Linked DNA regions of Homo sapiens: all the other regions are linked to region 1. A link is a loop called in an ENCODE intact Hi-C map of the cell type or tissue named here. Cell type or tissue: heart right ventricle. All regions are shown on one strand. Links, peaks and the distances in the headings refer to the core of each region. The heading gives the core; the rest is flanking DNA. Region 1 holds the start of LOC124901155 (a long non-coding RNA gene). Region 2 overlaps BTNL9 (butyrophilin like 9). Region 3 holds the start of BTNL9 (butyrophilin like 9).

What was found. A loop is a pair of places that touch in the nucleus more often than their neighbours do. Peaks named below come from ENCODE experiments on the same cell type or tissue, not always from the same donor. Only the 100,000 strongest peaks of a DNase experiment are listed, where the experiment ranks them.
Region 2: it touches region 1 in a loop (2.6-fold over the local background); 20 of 110 quality-filtered maps call a loop at or near these places.
Region 3: it touches region 1 in a loop (3-fold over the local background); 26 of 110 quality-filtered maps call a loop at or near these places.

Annotation. Positions count from the first base shown.
Region 1 is chr5:180,866,866-180,872,858 of GRCh38, forward strand. It overlaps LOC124901155 (a long non-coding RNA gene), which reads left to right and starts at 2,909. Exons shown (of 2, transcript XR_007059089.1): 1 at 2,909-3,104; 2 at 4,097-4,501. In heart right ventricle, for the core only: a CTCF peak has its summit at 2,309; a DNase peak (open chromatin) is centred at 2,306.
Region 2 is chr5:181,049,357-181,055,349 of GRCh38, forward strand. BTNL9 (butyrophilin like 9) reads left to right here. Exons shown (of 11, transcript NM_152547.5): 4 at 732-1,013; 5 at 3,844-3,960; 6 at 4,113-4,145; 7 at 4,883-4,903. Among named protein-coding and RNA genes, the nearest start is that of MIR8089, 8.9 kb to the left of the region's middle. RefSeq lists an enhancer at 4,054-4,618. In heart right ventricle, for the core only: no CTCF peak of the experiment used is centred there; a DNase peak (open chromatin) is centred at 3,352; H3K4me3 peaks cover 3,366 bases; H3K27ac peaks cover 5,000 bases; H3K27me3 peaks cover 4,742 bases.
Region 3 is chr5:181,039,986-181,045,978 of GRCh38, forward strand. BTNL9 (butyrophilin like 9) reads left to right here and starts at 281. Exons shown (of 11, transcript NM_152547.5): 1 at 281-447; 2 at 5,482-5,613. The coding sequence starts at 5,505. It overlaps MIR8089 (microRNA 8089), which reads right to left and starts at 3,499; the gene lies at 3,418-3,499. RefSeq lists a silencer at 5,897-5,993. In heart right ventricle, for the core only: CTCF peaks have their summits at 3,453 (motif pointing right) and 5,423; DNase peaks (open chromatin) are centred at 3,444 and 5,026; H3K4me3 peaks cover 5,000 bases; H3K27ac peaks cover 4,844 bases; H3K27me3 peaks cover 777 bases.

The DNA of each region.
Region 1 (5,993 bases), core at 390-5,389:
TCCGTGTGGCAAAACCACTACAAGAAAAGTAAAAAAATCAAATGACTAACTGGGAAAAAATATTTGCATGTTATATCACAAAGGGCAAATTTCCCTGATACACAGAGCTTCTCCAAAATTGAAAACCTGAACAACCCAGTGGAAAAATGGGCTCACAGGAAAGCTTATACAAATGATTCAAAATAAAAAAGAATGCAAGCCCAAACTACATGGAAATACAATTTTTCTCTTATTAGAATGGCAAAGATCCTGAGTTTGATCCACGCTGTGGTGGTGACAGCATGGTGGGGAAAGCACTCTTCCCCGCTGGTGGGGTGTTGACGGACCTCACCTCCAGGGAAGGCAGCGTGCGGTGTGGATGGACGTGCACGTACTCTTTGCCGCAGCAATTCTCCTCTACGAGTCTACCCTGCTGGTATAGTCACACACTCATGAAATGGTGTGTGAAAAGGTTATTCACAATAGTGTGTCTAAAGTAAAAGATGGAGAAAACCTAAAGGTCCAAACTAAAGACGTGATTACATAAATTATTGTACATTCACGTGTATTAGTTTTCCAGGGCTGCTGTAAGAAAGTACCCCACACAATGTGGCTTAAATAGGAACAAGTTATTGTCTCACAGTTTTGGAGGCTAGATGTCTGAGATCAAGGTGTCAGCAAGTTTGGTTCCTTCTGAGGCTGTGAGGGAGAATCGGTTCCACGTTTTGTACCTAGCTGCTGGTGGTTTGATGGAAATCCTTGGTGTTCCTTTGGACGGAGACCACCACTTCTCCTGTTGTCCTTCCCAGCTTCTCCCCAACCTCCCCTTTTCCCTAGTTTATAAGACAGGAGAAAAGGGAGAAAGCACAGAGTTGGAAAGAAACAGAAGATAGCGAGACGACCTTGGCGCCACCACCTGGCCCTGGTGGTTAAAATAATAATAATAATAATAATAATAATAATAATAATAATAACCCCTGACCAAAACTACTGGTGTTATCTGTAAACTCCAGACATTGTGTGAGAAAGCACTGTAAAACTTTTTGTTCTGTTAGCTGATGTGTGTAGCCCCCAGTCACGTTCCTCACGCTTACTTGATCTATTATGACCCTTTCACGTGAACCCCTTAGAGTTGTAAGCCCTTAAAAGGGCTAGGAATTTCTTTTTCGGGGAGCTCGGCTCTTAAGACGTGAGTCTGCCGATGCTCCCGGCCGAATAAAAACCTCTTCCTTCTTTAATCCGGTGTCTGAGGAGTTTTGTCTGCGACTTGTCCTGCTACACTTGGCTTGTGGACACAGCACCCAGTCTCTGCCTTTACCATCACACACAGCCTTCTCACTGCATGCATGCCTGTGTGCAAATTTCTCCCTTTTTTAAGGAGACCAGTTATATCGGATTAGGGCCCTAAACTACTCACTCCAGCATGACCTCGGCTTAACTAAATACATCTGCAATGACTCTGTTTCCAAATAAGGTCACATTAGGAAGTATCTGGGGTTAGGACTTCAACATACGAATTTTGGGGGAACACAGTTCAACCCATAACAGCATGCAATGTACTACTTTCAGCCATAAAAAAGGAAGAGGGGCCTCTTTATAAAATGGTATGGGAAAATCTCCAAGATGCATGTGAAATAAAGAAATCAATGTGCCAAGCTATGTTATAATTTGCATAAGAAAGGGTGAAATGAATGTGTACATATTTGTGTATGTTCATAAAAATGTTCCTGAAAGTTCACACCAGAAACCACTAACCGGGGCTGTCGGTGAGGAGGCACCTGGGTGGCTGGAAGAGAAGGGTGGGAAGGAGAATTTTCAGTGCATATCGTCTTTATACTCCTGCATTTTGAACCACGAGAATATAGTATTTATTCAAAAATTATATGTAAACATAAATAATCCTAAATTGCATCAGATTGCTAAACTACTACTTCAAGAAGGAGTATTTCAATTTATAAAGTTTCCAACTATAAGTAAAAGCTCTTTACTCACTCACCTCCCCAGGATTGGGTTGTGGCAGGTTTGTTTTTTCTCTAAATTTGTAGGCAGCAAATAGTGTCTGGTTGTTTAATTTTCTTTACCCTTCTATCATGTGTGTCACCCAATTGAGCCATCTCTCCCAGGGACTGCCTGTCCTGTCCTTACATCAAGTCTTTCGGTACCTTTTGTAGAGTTTGTGTCCATTGTGGGAACACATTCTTTATTAAAGAAGTTCACCTTTTGAATTGGCCATCAATTGCTGTTCTCTTTCCTGCTTGCCCTTTAACACCAACAATTTCCTTTCATCCCTCAAGCTTTACATGGATGTGTAAAATCTGTGTGGCAGGTGGCGCTGTTGAGCTGGAAGGGACCGTGGGATGAATCTGGAGAAACCTGTTACCAGAGGCTCTTAAGGGATAACCCACAGTCCCTGGGAAAAGGTCTAGAAGGAGCAAGCAGCCTCCTACTGTTATCATTTCTGGGTCCTGTGGAAAGGGAGATGTCTGTGTCAGGAGTTCTGACTGACACTTACATCTAAAATGATAATCAACAACAGCGAGAAATTTTATGGGGCTTATTTTGTGCCAAGCACTCTTCTAAATGCTTTATATATATAGATACATTGAATCTTCTCAACAGCCCTTTGATGAAGGCACTGTGTGTGTGTGTGTGTGTGTGTGTATATATATATATATATATATATATATATATATATATATATGCACATACATATACCTGTTCTACAGAAGGGGAAACAGAGAGGGAAAGCAAATTGTCCCAGGACACACAGCTGGTAGTTTTGAGGCTGTGATCTTTGACATCTTTGAAATGCTCTGGCCTGGGCACCTGCTGGTTCAAGCCCAGCTGCTTGTTCTCCTCCTGTAGATATATTCATCTCTGGTTGTTGTTCACAAGCCACAGAGTGCCAAGACCAAACAGGAGGCTGTTAGGACACCACCCTTACAAGCCTCTGCCAACTTGGCAGGAGGAGGAAATTTTTGTTTTAAAAGAAAGAGAACTGGATGTCCTCTTGTACACATGGATTAACTCACAGTTTCATAAGACCTTGGGAAAGGAGAAAATCAAAGGAGCTGTCTTTCCCTAATTTGGACGGAGAGTTGGTGAAAAATGGCACCTGCTCCAAGGTATTTTCTTGAATCTGTGTTGGGCTCTGGGTTTCTTATGGGACTGGGCAGTTGTGTAATCTTTGGTCTCTGCTCCCTCATCTGGAATATAGGTAATAATAATACCTACTTCACAGAGTTGTGAAAATTAAATTAGCATATGTAAGGCACTTAGAACATACATATTGATATATTGAATCTTGTCAATAACCCATTGATGACAGCACTGCATACATCCCCATTTTACAGATGGGGGAACAGAGAGGGTAAGAAAACTGTCCCAGGACTCACAGCTGGGCAGTCTTGAGGCTCAGATCTTATGACGCCATACAGTATGCACTATCTGAGTTTTCATGATTGGTGTTGCTGTGGTCACACTCCCGGAGGTACCGTGTCTTCCTGAGGGGAGTGGATCACCTTTCTCTATCTCCCTGGGAAGCGGAAGATGTTGGGGCGGGATCTGAGGACTTGAAAAGTGCAGCCTTAGCTGGGTCAGTGGTTGACCCCTCCCTCTCTCTGGGTCTGGCTGTGTCGGAGTCCAGAGAAACACTGAGGGAGCAGGTCAGGAGCTGGCAGGGAGTGCCCCGTAGGGGCCCCACGGGACTGCCCAGGGTCTGTGGGTGTGGAAGGTAGCCTGTGGCAGGTTATTCTCCGAACAATAGCTCTTCTGAAGCATGATGGTCTGGTTGTGACTGGACTAAGGGAAAATTACAAGAAAGGCTTACGTTCATATCTGCCTGTGTGGTGCGCACCAGGGTCCCGAGTACAAAGCACTGTTACTAAACTGGAGGTGACAGCAGTGTAGACACACACAATCTGGACTGGCCCTGGAGGACACATGGAATACCTCAAAGACCCAGCAATGCTAGAAAAGCGCAATGGTGTAGTCAGCATAGTTAGACGAGGTTGCAGTAACAAATACACCCTCCCTCCCGGTGGCCTAAGACAAGAAGGTTTATTTGTTCTTCACGTAAACTTCATTGTAAGTCAGTTTGCTCTCTTCTGTCTTGCAGCCATAATATCTGGAATGTGTGGCCTTCAGAATTGCCACTGTAGAGAAGAGAAGGCTGGAAGACCCCATGGGATGCTTTAAGGGCTAGGCCCAGAAGTGCAATTACGTCATTTACAACCACCTCTCTTTGGCCAGAACCAGGTCACACAGCTCCGTTCTAACTGCAAAGGAGGCCAGGGCTTAGAAGATCTCGTGGATATTTGGTGAATACTGGCAGTCTTGCCATAGTCAGGAAACTTCAAAAAGGGGAAAAGATGCCCTATGGCCACACTCCACTCTGGCCCACAAGCTGGCATCATCCAATGACGTGGCCGATGTGGCCTCATTTGTTGCGTGGGCTGGCAAAACCCATATTCAGGTTATACAGGAATCCTTCATTAAAGTTTAGAGGTCCTTTCTCCTCCAAGGCCCAGTTCTGTTTTTTTTAAAATTAATTTTAAAATATTTTTCCCTTTGATCTTTTAATTAATGAACTATTACCATATAACAAATTGCCCCCAAAACTCGGTGGCTTAAAACAACAAACATTTATTATTTCACAGTTTATGTGGGCCAGGAATTTGAATGCATATTAACTGAGTGGCTCTGATTCAAGGTCTTTGACGAGGCTGTACTGAAGGTGTGGACTGGGGTTGCAGTCATTTGGAGAAATAGCCCAGTTGGAGTTGGAGGATTTGCTTCCAAATTGGCTCGTTCCCGTGGCTGCTGGTGGGAGGCCTCAGTTTCTCATAGTACAGGTCCCTCCACAGGCCTGCTTGAGTGTCCTCATGGCATGACAAGTGATCCAAGAGAGAGGGTGACACTGGACCATGGCGCTTTTTATGCCCTGGTCTCTGAAGGTGCACACCGTCGCTTTTGCCGTATGTTACTCCAGTAGAAGCAAATCACTAAGTCCATCCCACACTCAAGGAAAGGACCTAAACTCCAACTCTTCAAAGCAGGAATATAAAAGAATTTCTGGAAATATTTTCAAACTACAACAGTCTCCCTTGAATTTATTTTGGAACATGAGTTTCCATTCCCTACGAAGAACTGATTGCCCCATTACCATTTACTCATTTAACTTCCCCATTGAACTAATTTATCGTATTAAATCATTATCTAGAAAAGGGCTTGTCATGGGCCACCTATTTAGTTACATTGACCTGTCTGGCTATTGTCATGTCCAAGTACATTTAAATTTTTCAGAGGTCATAAAACTTTAAGCCAGACCACAAGCTCCCTAGTAGCACAGCCTGTAGACATATAAGGGATTATACTATGTTGTATTAAGTGCAGGGTCTTAGCACACTATGAAGTGTACATATGAAGTTGTACTGCCCTTGAGGGCAGTAGCAACTCGACTGACAGAGGCTCTGCCCGAAGCCAGGCAGTGATCATGCTGAAGGTCAGGCCAACGAGGGTGTGTGTGTGTGTGTGTGTGTGTGTGGTGGGAGTGGGAGGGTGCTGGGGTACCAAGAATGGCAGCTGAACTGCATCTTTTGTTAGAGATCCGAAACTCTCAGCTTGCGGGACTTTACTTCACAGGCGTAAGCACAATCTGATGGAAAATTTGAATCCTGAAAACGTGATATTTCATCTGTATCTCATAGACATGGCACCTGGCACCGTCCCAGACAGGGCACATCATGGGGCACTTGGTTAGTGGATGGGTTGTCAGGTCAGGGAGGCGACACAGGATCACCTGAGCACATCCAGGACACCTGCCAGGACCAGCCGTGTGAGGCTTTCGACTGTGGCGGGGGCACCTGCTGTGCTGAATGGCTGGTTTGTCTCTGGGATTTGGGTAGAAAACAGAGCCACCAAGGTGGATGCTCAGTTTCAAGACCTCCACCCTCCACTGGGGGAAGTTTCAATTCAGCTGTGGCCATGGGGTCCACAGCAAGACACCCTCCCAC
Region 2 (5,993 bases), core at 447-5,446, 180 kb after region 1:
ATGGAGTAATCTGTATTATGCATCTGAAACAATGATGAGGTGGTCTCTGAATGGATGCAGAGTGATTTCTAGTATTGTTAAGAGAGAAAAGTAAGATGCAAGGTTCGATAACATACACTTGCTTTGTAAGAAAGAAGGAGAAACATTGCAAAAGGGAACATAGGAAGGATAAACTAGAAGCTGATGAGATTGGCCGCTGAGGGTGAGGTGTGATGACGGGAAGGATGGCGCTTTTTTCCTGATACACATTTCTGTACAGCATTGGCATTTATGCCACATTAATGTTTTGCATACTCAAAATATAATGCTAGTTCCACAAGGATGGAGAGATAAGGGAGTGTGTATAATGCAGGCACTAGAGCTCTGGGGGAATTCAAGAGAAGGAGAAGAGTCACAACTCTAATTATTAGAATTTAGGGTGCTGCTATTCTTCATTCTAGGGAAACTGTCCCTTGCCTAACATGATTAAATGCCAGGAGCCCTTCCCCACCCAATGACCCCCTTCACATTTCCAAATGTCCCTCAGGGGCATTACTGTCCCCACATGCTACCACTGATTTAGACTGTCATTTCCCGTCCATGGGCGGGGAGCGCCAAGCCCACACACGTCTTAATAGCAGTCACACTTCATGATGCTTTATGGTGACTGCAAATGCTGAACAGTGGCAGGAATGTTATGCGTGATTTCTCAGAAGAAGCCTGACCTTTCCCACTCCTCCTGCCTCCACCAGGGCTGGGCTCAGACCCTCACCTCTCCCTTGAGGGCTTCAAGGAAGGAGGCATTCAGCTGAGGCTCAGATCCAGTGGCTGGTACCCCAAGCCTAAGGTTCAGTGGAGAGACCACCAGGGACAGTGCCTGCCTCCAGAGTTTGAAGCCATCGTCTGGGATGCCCAGGACCTGTTCAGTCTGGAAACATCTGTGGTTGTCCGAGCGGGAGCCCTCAGCAATGTGTCCGTCTCCATCCAGAATCTCCTCTTGAGCCAGAAGAAAGAGTTGGTGGTCCAGATAGCAGGTCAGTGGCTGTTAGCTCACACCCATCTTCCTAGTCCTCATGTGTACATACACATTGGCCCAAAGGCAGTCTATAAAGACACAATGGTACTGCGCCTGTCTGCATATAGGGTGTGTTGGCCTTGACACCTGAAAAGTCAGCACCTTGGATATTAGGAACACACTAAGAACGCTACTGAGAACCCAAACAGTCAGTGAGAGAGGCCCCAGAGAGCCCGCCTTTCTGTGCCTAAGGCCATACACTAAAACCCATCAACTCTGCTCATCAGAGGCATCATGGGAGCCAATAGATTCGTAATGCTGTCTCTCAAACAGTATGTATTGAGTTTCCACAACGTGACCCCAGTCCCTACCCTCAGGTCCCCATGCCAGTGGGGGATACAGACAATAAGCAAAAGAAGTGCATCCTGTCACATCACGTTAGAAGGTGGTAGGTGCAGCCGGGTGCAGTGGCTCACGCCTGTAATCCCAGCACTTTGGGAGGCCAAGGCGGGTGGATCATGAGGTCAGGAGTTCAAGACCAGCCTGGCCAAGATGGTGAATCCCCATCTCTACTAAAATTACAAAAATTAGCCCGGCATAGTGGCAGGCGCCTGTAATCCCAGCTACTCGGGAGGCTGAGGCAGGAGAATCGCTTGAACCGGGGGGCAGAGGTTGCAGTGAGCCGAGATCTGCACTCCAGCCTGGGCAACAGAGCGAGAATCCGTCTCAAAAAAAAAACAAAAAAAAAAAAAACAAGAAGAAGGTGGTAGGTGCCGTAGAGAAAAATGAAGCAGGCTGAAAGCAGTGAGGCATGTCCACAGATTACAAAAGGCACGTCCAGGAAGTGGGCGTGTAGGCAGTGAGCTGAAGGCAAGGTCATTATTAAAGTCTTATTATGAGGCAGCCACTGAAGGGTTTCAAGTTCATGGTTCTAATTGTTTTACATTTTAAGGACAAACCCAACATACGGGCCACTTTTCACACGAGTCCAAATCAAAAGCTATTTTATTATAACAGAAAAAAACTCCCCCTTTGATATAGTCAGTCAGATACAAGCCAATGCACACATGTTCTCAAGATAAATGATAACTTGTCTGCAAGTAGGAGGACCTGGCAACACCGCTTACCACAGCAGTTCTAAATTCCGTGGGAATTGGGATGGCCATCTGTGTGAGCCAACTGTCTTTAACCAAAGGAAAAATCAAGCATGTGATACGTCTAGGGCATACAACTTGGAGCCACGCAGCTAAGCTAAACTCCCATGAGACAGGGATCTCCACGGCAGTGCTCTCTCTTTTATGTTTACATTTCAAACAAGTGGCCCTTAAGGAAAACATTATTGGGTTGTAAAGAAAGAACTGATATATTTTCTAAGGAAAATGAACTAAGAGAGGGGAAGAGGAAAGAGTCTCTCTTTTTGCACCAGGAAAAACCCAATATTTTCTTTTTAGCTTTTAATATAAATCTTAATTTATATTATTGATATTTATTATGAAACAAGTTTATATAAAAATTTTTAGATGGGTAAATGTTTGCATGCGCGGACCCCTCTACAGAGGGCGTGACTCACATGGATACCTTTGGGAAGGCATTCTGGTGGCGGGAAGGGCAAAGCCAGGGGCCTGAGAGGGAAACTGCCGGCTGCTGGCAGAACAGCGAGGAGGCCAGAGGGTCGAGGGGGAGGGTCACAGGTCAGAGAGACAGTCCGCCCTGAGCCCTTGCCCTTGACCCCAGGCCATTGCTTCAGACACCATCTGTTGTGAGGACCAATCCATTGTGACCCAGTGTTTTTGTACCATACAATAAAAATGCACTGCTAGAAAAACAAAATTAAAAACCACAGTCCACTGATGTCACTTATAAGCCAGACACACAGAACAAATGCCGTCTGATTCCACGGATGTGGGATTACCTAGAGGAGTCAAGTCCACAGGGATGGAGAGTATACGGAGGGCGCCAGGGGCTTGGGCGTGGGAAGAGGAATTACTGTTTAATAAGTACAGAGTTTCAGTTTTGAAAGATGAAGAAACTTCTGGAGATGGGCGGGGGTGATGGTTGCACACGACATGGTGAATGCACTTAATGCCCCTGAACTGTACACTTAAAAATGGTTAAGATGGGAAAGGTTGTTACGTATATTTTACTACAATAAAAAGAACATTTTTTAAAGATCTGAGATAAAAGCACCATTTTCTAATAACTAGATGACACAGACAGAAAGTTACTCTATTCAACCGCCACAGGGTTTGCGAAGGGCCGGTGGGTTCTGCGCGTCCCTGCGCCGCTGGTGCTGTCGGCGCTGCCCCCGGCCACGTCCTGCCTGCGGGCGGGTCCTCCCTGGGGAGCCGGGAGGGACGTGGGAGCTGCGAGGCCGCGCGCACGTGGTTCGGTTCTCACTTCTTCCAAAAGCGTGGTAAGAACCGAGGGAGAAGCCGGATGTTTGCAAACAAGCGAGGAGACGACTTGCGGACCAGACGGCGCGGGTGCGAGCAGGAGCTCCCCGGACATCCGCCGCCAGCCAAGCCCCTGGGACCCTCCCGCCTGCGGACGCGGGGCGAGGGCGGGAAGACGCGGGGCGAGGGCGGCGCTGCGGCCGCAGAAGCCTCGAGCCGGGCTGGGGCGCGGTTCCCTCCCGCACGCCCCGCGGCGCGCCCCCGCCCCCTCCGCCGCGCGCGCCCCCGCCCCCTCCGCCGCGCGCGCTCCCGCTCCACGCCCGTTTCCCAGGCGGCTGCGGTGGCGCCCGGAGAAGGTCCCGCGGGAGGTTTCCCGGCACGCGGCGGGCAGGCCGGTCTCGCCTCTCGGTGCTCAGCGGCGCCTGGACCGACACGGCCCCCGCGGGTGTTTTCCAGACGTGTTCGTACCCGGAGCCTCTGCGTGGAAGAGCGCGTTCGTCGCGACCCTGCCGCTGCTGTTGGTCCTCGCGGCGCTGGCGCTGGGCGTCCTCCGGAAGCAGCGGAGAAGCCGAGGTACCGGCGCGGGCGGCGGGGCGGGGAGGGGCACCGGCCGGTGCTGAACCCCGGGGCCGCGGAGGCGCCTCCCCCCAGGACGCGGCGCGGGAAGGCGGCCTGGAAGGGGCGGGGGCGCGCACTCAGCCCTCTCCGCTCCCGTTTCCCTTCAGAAAAGCTGAGGAAGCAGGCGGAGAAGAGACAAGGTGAGCGGGGACAGGGCGTTCTGCACGCACCTGCCCAAGTGCCAAAACCCGCCGTCATCTAAAGGCTGTGGGTCCCGTTACGAGGGTTTATTCCAGCGCGAGGTGTCAGGGCGGCCACCGGGGAACGGGGATCGGTGACCCCGGTGGGGAAGGGGGAAGATCGTTCATATGGACAAAAGCGGAGGTGCGGAACGGCTGCATTTTCCACGGAGGCTAGTGCACAGATGTCAGGGTTGACCGGCTGCTGTCGTTACGCCCTCGGAGCTTCACATCACACTGTACAGAGGGAGCGGTGACCAGGGTCTCTGCTGCCAGCGCCACCTCGTCCAGGTTTTCATAGCGCACAGGGAGTCGGGCGGATGCGCAACATCTCCGCACAGGGTCAGGAAGCGGCGGTCAGGCACCGAGAAAACAGCCCAGTTACGTGAGGCAGTGTCCGGGGCTTAACGTTTCCGCCGAGCTAATAGATTTGGGAGGCTCCGACCCTGATTTTCACACTAGCAGGAGGGAGGGCGCTGGGTCACCCTCCTATGCAGAAGGGCAGCCAAGGGTGCGCACTTCCCCATCCCCTGCCTGGAGCCTCACTTCCAGCCCAGCCTGGGCCCGCAGACCACCGCGGGTGGGAGTGCCGCATCGGAGGTGAGGCCTCAGTGTTCACCCATCTGTTCTGTCTGCCTCATTCCCCAACCTGAGAGTCTTTCCCCTTTTCTTCATCTTTTTTTTTTTTTTTTCTCTAGAGAAACTCACTGCAGAGCTGGGTAAGTTCTGGGTGCGGGGCCACAGTGCTGCCTGTCAGCCGGACCCTGTGCCTGTGCAGTGGGAGGAGGGGCTCCCTTTGGACAGCGGCTGGCAACTATCTAATTCTAAACCATCCCTGTGAGCCTCCACCTCTTCCCTTGCTAAGGGGCTGAAAGGATGGCTGCCTGCCACCGTGCAGCTGCCCGAGACCCTCTGCACAGACCCTGCCAGCTCCTCCCCTGCAAATTAGACAATTCAGTTAAAATTCATCATAAAACGTTTACTGTCTCCGGTTCATCTTCTTAAAATATCCTTTTCTTTTTAATGCAAATGGCACTAGGAAGGGTGGCACCTTTAATTTGCACCAAAATGGAAATAATTTCTCAGATCCACTTTTCTCCCCAGAGGGACTCAGAGACGTGAAACCATGGGATGTGTCTCTGTAGAGAGGAAGAGAGAGTGAACCCAAGGGAGGGGGAATGGAGGAAAAGGCCATCATGGTGTTGGGGTTGGGGGGGCAATTCAGATGAAACTGTAAGGTTGGGAAAGCTTGTCTGGCAGTCTACCTCGCCCTTCAAGGGGAATGAGAAAAACATAGCCCTAATAAGTCATTAAGGCTATAGTCTGAATTGTAAGTCATAACACTATAGCATGAATGCCTCTCCCAGGAGCATTTACTTTTGAAAGAGCTTGACATTGGGTGGACAGATCAAAGGAATGCATTTTTAGTAGCAAAATGTTGGAGTCCTTGGTAATTATTTGGGGAAATAATTGGGTGTGATGTCCTTCCAGTCCTTCAGATAACGCACCCGGTGAGTGACCGTGAGGCTCACGTAGGCGGCCCTCAGTGCCTGCACTTAGGCGGGAGCTCCGCCCCAGGAAGCTTGTGATTTCAGGCAGAAGGAACAACCCCAACCCTGGGAAGAGGCCTGTCAGTACTAAGATCTGGTATCCCTTCTAGGCTGTGTGCAGATTTCCACCTTTGAGCTAAGATAGGATGAGGCATAAGAGTCCTGCAGATGGGCCTCTTTTTGAGGGCAATGAAGGGGCAAAGAGGAAGCTGTAAAAAAAAAAAAATGAAGCTGTGATTAGCAGTGGCTTAAGACTAAG
Region 3 (5,993 bases), core at 631-5,630, 170 kb after region 1:
ACCCTGCCTCCTTGGAGTCCGAGCTTCACTGGCACAAAGACCCTGAACCCAGCTGGAGCGTTTTCTCCTCACTTTGAGCCTCTGCAGCTGTCGCTCTCTACAAAGCTCTCAGATACCTTTCCCCTCCTTCTGTGACCCTGGAGAGATATTTTACATGGGAATTCAAGATTTTTCTCAGAGACAGGATGTGACGACTTCCTTGTTTTGTTCTATCCATCTTGGTTTCCATAGCCAAGGGCAGAGCAAACGGCATATATCTTAGGGTGGAAGATGGATAAATAATTCTGTCACACGTGCCCTGGCCTCTGGAGCTCAGCTGCCAGTCCACGTCTAGGGAATCTTAGCATCTGGGACCAAGACACTTTACAGCAATCATCACCCTTTGCAGAGGAGGTGAGCTCACCAGGACTCATCTGCCATTTCAGACCTTTTGCTGCTACCTGCCAGGTAAGTGGCTCATTCTCAACAGCTGCCTACACCTCCATCTTTCAGAAACGGCAATCAGAAAATGAAGGTGGGAGGCTTTGGGAAGGCGTACAATTAGTGGCACCATTTTATTATCCGAGCTTGGCCGCAGCATGGGATGTTTCGAGTGTGGCCAAGAGGAGATGTCCACGCCCGTTTAGGTGGGCCGCATCTCAGGAGGCAGGATCCTGATACATCCCATTGCCCCCACCAGACGAAAAAGATTTCAAGCCTCATTGCGGTTCCCTTCTTGGGGCAGTCCATCTTCCTTAGAGACTAAGAGGGTGGAAATCCTCTTGTGGACCTATCGAAATCAAACCAGCGCAGGCAGTGAGCACTAGCTGGGGTCTGCCGGGGGGAAGGGCATTGCAGGGGGTGTCGGGGAGGCCCGTGGGAGAGGGCCAAGGCCCCACTGACACCTGCGGACTTGCAGCTTGGGGAGTGGAGGACAGGAGACAGGCAAAATTCACCAGTTACACAGCTTACAGAAGTAGCAAAGCAAAGACTATACTTCAGGGATAATTTCTGTACTTTGTTACTAGAGAAGTTTTCCACTCTGGGACCCCACAGTCTCCGCAGACATATGCAGAGCAAAAAATACTTCCTGTGTTTGGGAGAGCAAGAGACATGGCATTTATTAATAACATGGATTTTCCTGCCAGGTTTCATAACGTGGTCATTTAAGTGTGAAATGTAGTCTTAAAATTATGTTAGAGAATCCCCAAGGTTTTGCTCTGCCCCCATGGAAACACTGGGATCGCTCAGGACGCCAACAGCTGCATAGCAGGCGAGGGACTCCTGTGGGAGGACGTGGCCTGTGGACACTGCCAGGTTCGGAGATGTCCTTGGGAGATTTACTATTTGTCAGGAAGATAGTGTTAAGTTCAGGCAAATAATTATATGTGTGGACAGAATCTGAAATTCACCAATAGAGTAAGTAAGAGTGAGAGATTGTGAATGTGTAATACAAATGGAAAAGCAGGTTTTATTTTGTTAAGTTATTCACCAGGGAACCAACTGAAGTTCCTTCTAATCCTCTTTTTCTCCATTCTTGCTTTGCTGAAAGTTGGAGAAAAGGACATGTGTAGAGAAAATGGGATGCTTCAGGGTGGCTCAGAGGACACCAATCCATAGTGATTCGCCTGAGTTTGTCAGGTGGAAGCAGTGATTTTTAAGAGTCACTGATTAAAAACAAACAGTCCTAAGTGTATTAGGGAGATGCCATTTATTTGTGAATCAAAAACTTTTCTCAGTCTCTTAAATTATGGTTTTCCTGTAATAAGAATGATTTATATTTTTAGTGAAAAGTTGTTTTCCTTTCAAATACAGACTTTTTAAAAAGACTTAGTTTGAGTAAGTACCTTTTCATTTGATGCTTTTCTTGTGCCTAACCTTAGGAAATCCAGAATAGTATTTGACAGAAATTATGTTTTCAACTTGCCTTTGACATCTGTCCCACTGCATTTTGCTTTAAAATTCTTTATTTAACAATAAATTATCTAAAAAAATAACAGTAGCAAAGCAAAAAGTACTCATCTTTAAAGACAGACTCGACGGAGGGACCGGAAATCAGAAAAACATCAGGGTTGTTTAGGAATTGCAGGTGCAGGAGGAGAGAACAGGAGTGGGGCGGGCTGGGGGCAATGAGAGAGCAAGAAGAAAAGAAAAATAAAAAGAGAAGGAGAAGAAAGAAATGGGCTTTTGCTGGGTGCAGGCAGTGACATTTCTCAGGACCCCTTATTTCTCCCTGTGCCTTCCGGAGGGAGCAGCCCAAGGCTCCTGGGAGGACAAGCAGCACGTGCCCGCCGGCAGAGCTCAGCTCCAGCTGGAGGACCCCTTTGTGGTCCTTGCGCACACTGGGTTTTCCTTCTTCCCCAAATATCCGACGCGTCCAGTCCCTTACTCCTTCCCCAGGCAAAACCTCCTCACCAGGAACAACCTGAAATCAATTTACACTGTAATCAAAATAGCAGAGGGTGGAAAGTGTTTCCTTCGAGGAGGGGACTTACGCTTCAAGTAAGGATTGAGCACCCTGGATCCTTAACTGAAGAGTGAGGTCAGAAAGGGCGGACGCACAGCAGCAAACGGGGAGGAGGGTGCTGTCCAGGAGCCGCTGACTTTTCCCTTCAGGAAGCTGCCAGACCATCTCTCTCTGCTAAAGGCTTTCAAGATGATACCCTTGAGTGTTGGGAGCAAAGGGACCAGGTACCTGTTCCTCCTGGCTCAGAAGATGCTCTTGACAAAGTCTTAGGGAGACCTCAGCTTTAAGTTGTTTTATCTGGCAGCGGGATTTTAAATTTTGTATTCATTAGTTGGCTGGTTGGCTGGTTTTGTGGCTGGCACCGTGTGAGCCGGTCGCTTCTTCAGTGCCTCTGTGTGATGGCAGGTTAGGGTGAGTGTTTGGTCTGTGGCCAGCTGGTTCCTGAGACGGTCATGGTTTTGGGTAACAGGAGTGACGGAAGGGTGTACCCAGACACACGACGTAGCTGGTGAGGAATCTGAATTCGAGAAGTGCAGAGCGAGGCTCTGGAACCAGACAGTGGGTGGAACCCCACCCCACCACTCACCCACTGTGTGCAGGAGCAAGTCACTCAGCTCCTGGGCCTCCGTTTCCTTATCTATAATTTGGACCTATTAGTAATAATAATAATAAAAATAATAATACTGAGGTATAGATAAGTGTTTGATAGATAGGAAGTACCCAATGCATGTTAGTTTTATTACTGTCAGCACGTGTGTGTGTGTGTATGTGTCTGTGTGTGTGCATCTGTGTGTGTGTCTATGTGTGTGTCTGTGTGTGTGTGCATGGGTGTGTCTGTGTGTGTGTGCATGTGTGTGTGTCTGTGTGTGTGTGTGTGTGTCTACAATCCTCCTCCCCTGAAGATTCCATGATGGGAATCACACGGGTGTATCACAACAGAGAACTGAGGTCCCTCTAGCACTTCCACGGTTCTGGAACATCCTGCCCCAATCCCCTGTCCCCAGGAGGTGGCAGCCTGCCCCCAGTCCAGGGAAATTGGAGTGAGTGCTCCTTCTGTGAGAAGGCCAGCTGTGGGACCTGTCTCGCGCCCCATTACCACCTTATGAGCAGACCTGTGTCACAACCTAACACAACCTCGACTAATTCCCCAGAACCCAACCCATCTGAATGGATGCATAAACACACCCTGAGCCCCTCTTGGTTTTGGAAGTTACTAGCTGAACACTGACGTGCCCCTCCTGGTTTTGCTGTCATGGAGCTCTAACCTGTGTCTAGAATCCAGAAGAAAAGACTGAAGTATAAAGGAAAAGAGAAGGGAACAGAAGAGAGGGTGAGAAGGTGCACAACCAGTGTAGACCCCTTTGCTGGAACCCTTCCTTGCCAGCTTCCCCACCTGTCGCAGAGAGGCTTCCACCAGTAGCCACAGAGGGTGAGAGTCTGGACTGTCCAGCCAGGGCCTGGACCCTGCCCGAGGCCTCTGCCCATGCTGGTTATTGTGTGAATCGTGTTCCAATAACTGAGAGGTGTCAACACGGCCCCGCTTCGGGGGGACCCCACCTCCTGTCCTTGAACCTTCTTGAAACACACCTGGAGCTGTCCCAACCTGTCCTCTGTTTGTCCCCTCAATTTTAGCTCTAGGAGACAGGGCCATCAGCCCATGCGCCTCACAGGCCACCCCTCTTCCCTTGTATTCCTGCCTGTCTGGGTGCCTCCTAGCCTAAGGGTCCCTGGGGAGCCTCTACCACCTCATTAACTCACCCTGCACACCTCCTCTGATCCTTCTGCCTCTGCATGGCCCAGCAGCTTTGAAAGTCCTTCCTTCACACCTGCTGATGGTGTTGCTGACAGTGTGGCCAGTGCCCTGTGGCCACAGGACACCGGAAACACCTGCCATGCCAAGGTCTCGGAAGAAAAGCCAAGCCGTGGGGGCCGACGGGGAGACAGAGAGGGTTGGAGAGAGGAGCCCACCGTGGCCTTCCAACAAGGGCACTGTGATGAAGTGAAAGGCAAGGGGTGCAGTCCCAGGACGAAGACAGTGCGTGGGCGTTGGGAAGGCAGGGGGAAGGGAGGTGCTGACTTTGATTTCAAGAGCTCCTAGCAACCCATGGGAGTGGGCATTGGTTTCTTCCATGGTTCAGGCAGAGATTTCGGTCCAGCCAATGACAGAATCTGCCTAAAATCTTGCAGAACTAAATGCAAGAGAAATATGGAGAGTTTTGTGTATCTCCAGAGACTCATTGGCAGCAGCACACTCTCTGGCCGTGAGTCATTAGTGGGTCCCAAGGGAGCAGAGCATCAGGAGTGAGGGGGTAGCCCTTGTCTGGGCCAGGTCTGGGCCTCCTGGGTCATAGATGAGGAAGGGGTGGCTAGATGGGATGACTCCATCACTGTAGCCCCGAAGATGCTATCGACACAGAGACAGTTACCAGCTGGCCTCCTGAAGGCACAACTTGAGGTCCCAGGCCTGGAGGAGAGTGTCCTAGGATGTCGTTGGGGCTGGCAGGCAGCCACCTGCATGCACTCCACTTCTGAGAGAGCAGAACTCTGTGTTTGTTCCTCTGTTTTGCGGACTCGATGTTCCAGACCAAAGGGAAGTGGGACGAAGGTTGGGTTGGTGGTGGTGAGGCAGGAAGAATGAAAATGCATCTGAGATCTTCAGAGATTGCCCTTTGTTTGAGGAAAGTCGCTAAGCCCAGAAAAGGGGGGGCGCTGAGCCCCCACACATTGTGTGGCTCTATTCCTGGCTCTAAACAATAAGCAGCACAGAAGCTGCTTCCTCTGGGATCCTTCAGCCTCGTCCCCTTGCAGCTCTGTGAACCTGGGCAAGGCCACGGATGCCATTAACAGTGTCCCCTGGGAAAATTAGAAGCAGCTCTCCCCTCTGGCCATGGAAGAAGCCAAGCGCTGAGGCTTGTAAGGAATTTGAGAACTAGACAAAAATAACTGAGGCCACAACAGACTTCAGGTCTGATGGAGTGAGTTCCAGCTCCCCCTACCTTTGCACGTCGCTCCAGCACCCCTTTGTCCCTCTCCAGGTGGCCCCCACTGCTGACGAGAGATGGTGGACCTCTCAGTCTCCCCAGACTCCTTGAAGCCAGTATCGCTGACCAGCAGTCTTGTCTTCCTCATGCACCTCCTCCTCCTTCAGCCTGGGGAGCCGAGCTCAGGTATTGTGTCTGCAGCCTAGCTGGCCAGGATGTGAACGCCACCCCTCCTGCCAGGTGCTCCCCAGGGCTACGATCTTAGCACAGTACCAGGGCGTGCCAGACGCTAAAATACAAAAAAGACTTCCATCCTGGTTGTTAAAGAGCCACTACCCCGAGCATTACCCAGCCTGTAGTGATGTTCCTCCACCATCTCCCCAGCCCCCGACACCTCCTCCACCATCTCTCCAGCCCTCAACACCTCCTCCACCATCTCCCCAGCCTGTAGTGTTCCTCCACCATCTCCCCAGCCCCCGACACCTCCTCCACCATCTCCCCAGCCCCCAACACCTCCTCCACCATCTCCCCAGCCTCCAACACCTCCTCCACCATCTCCCCAGCCT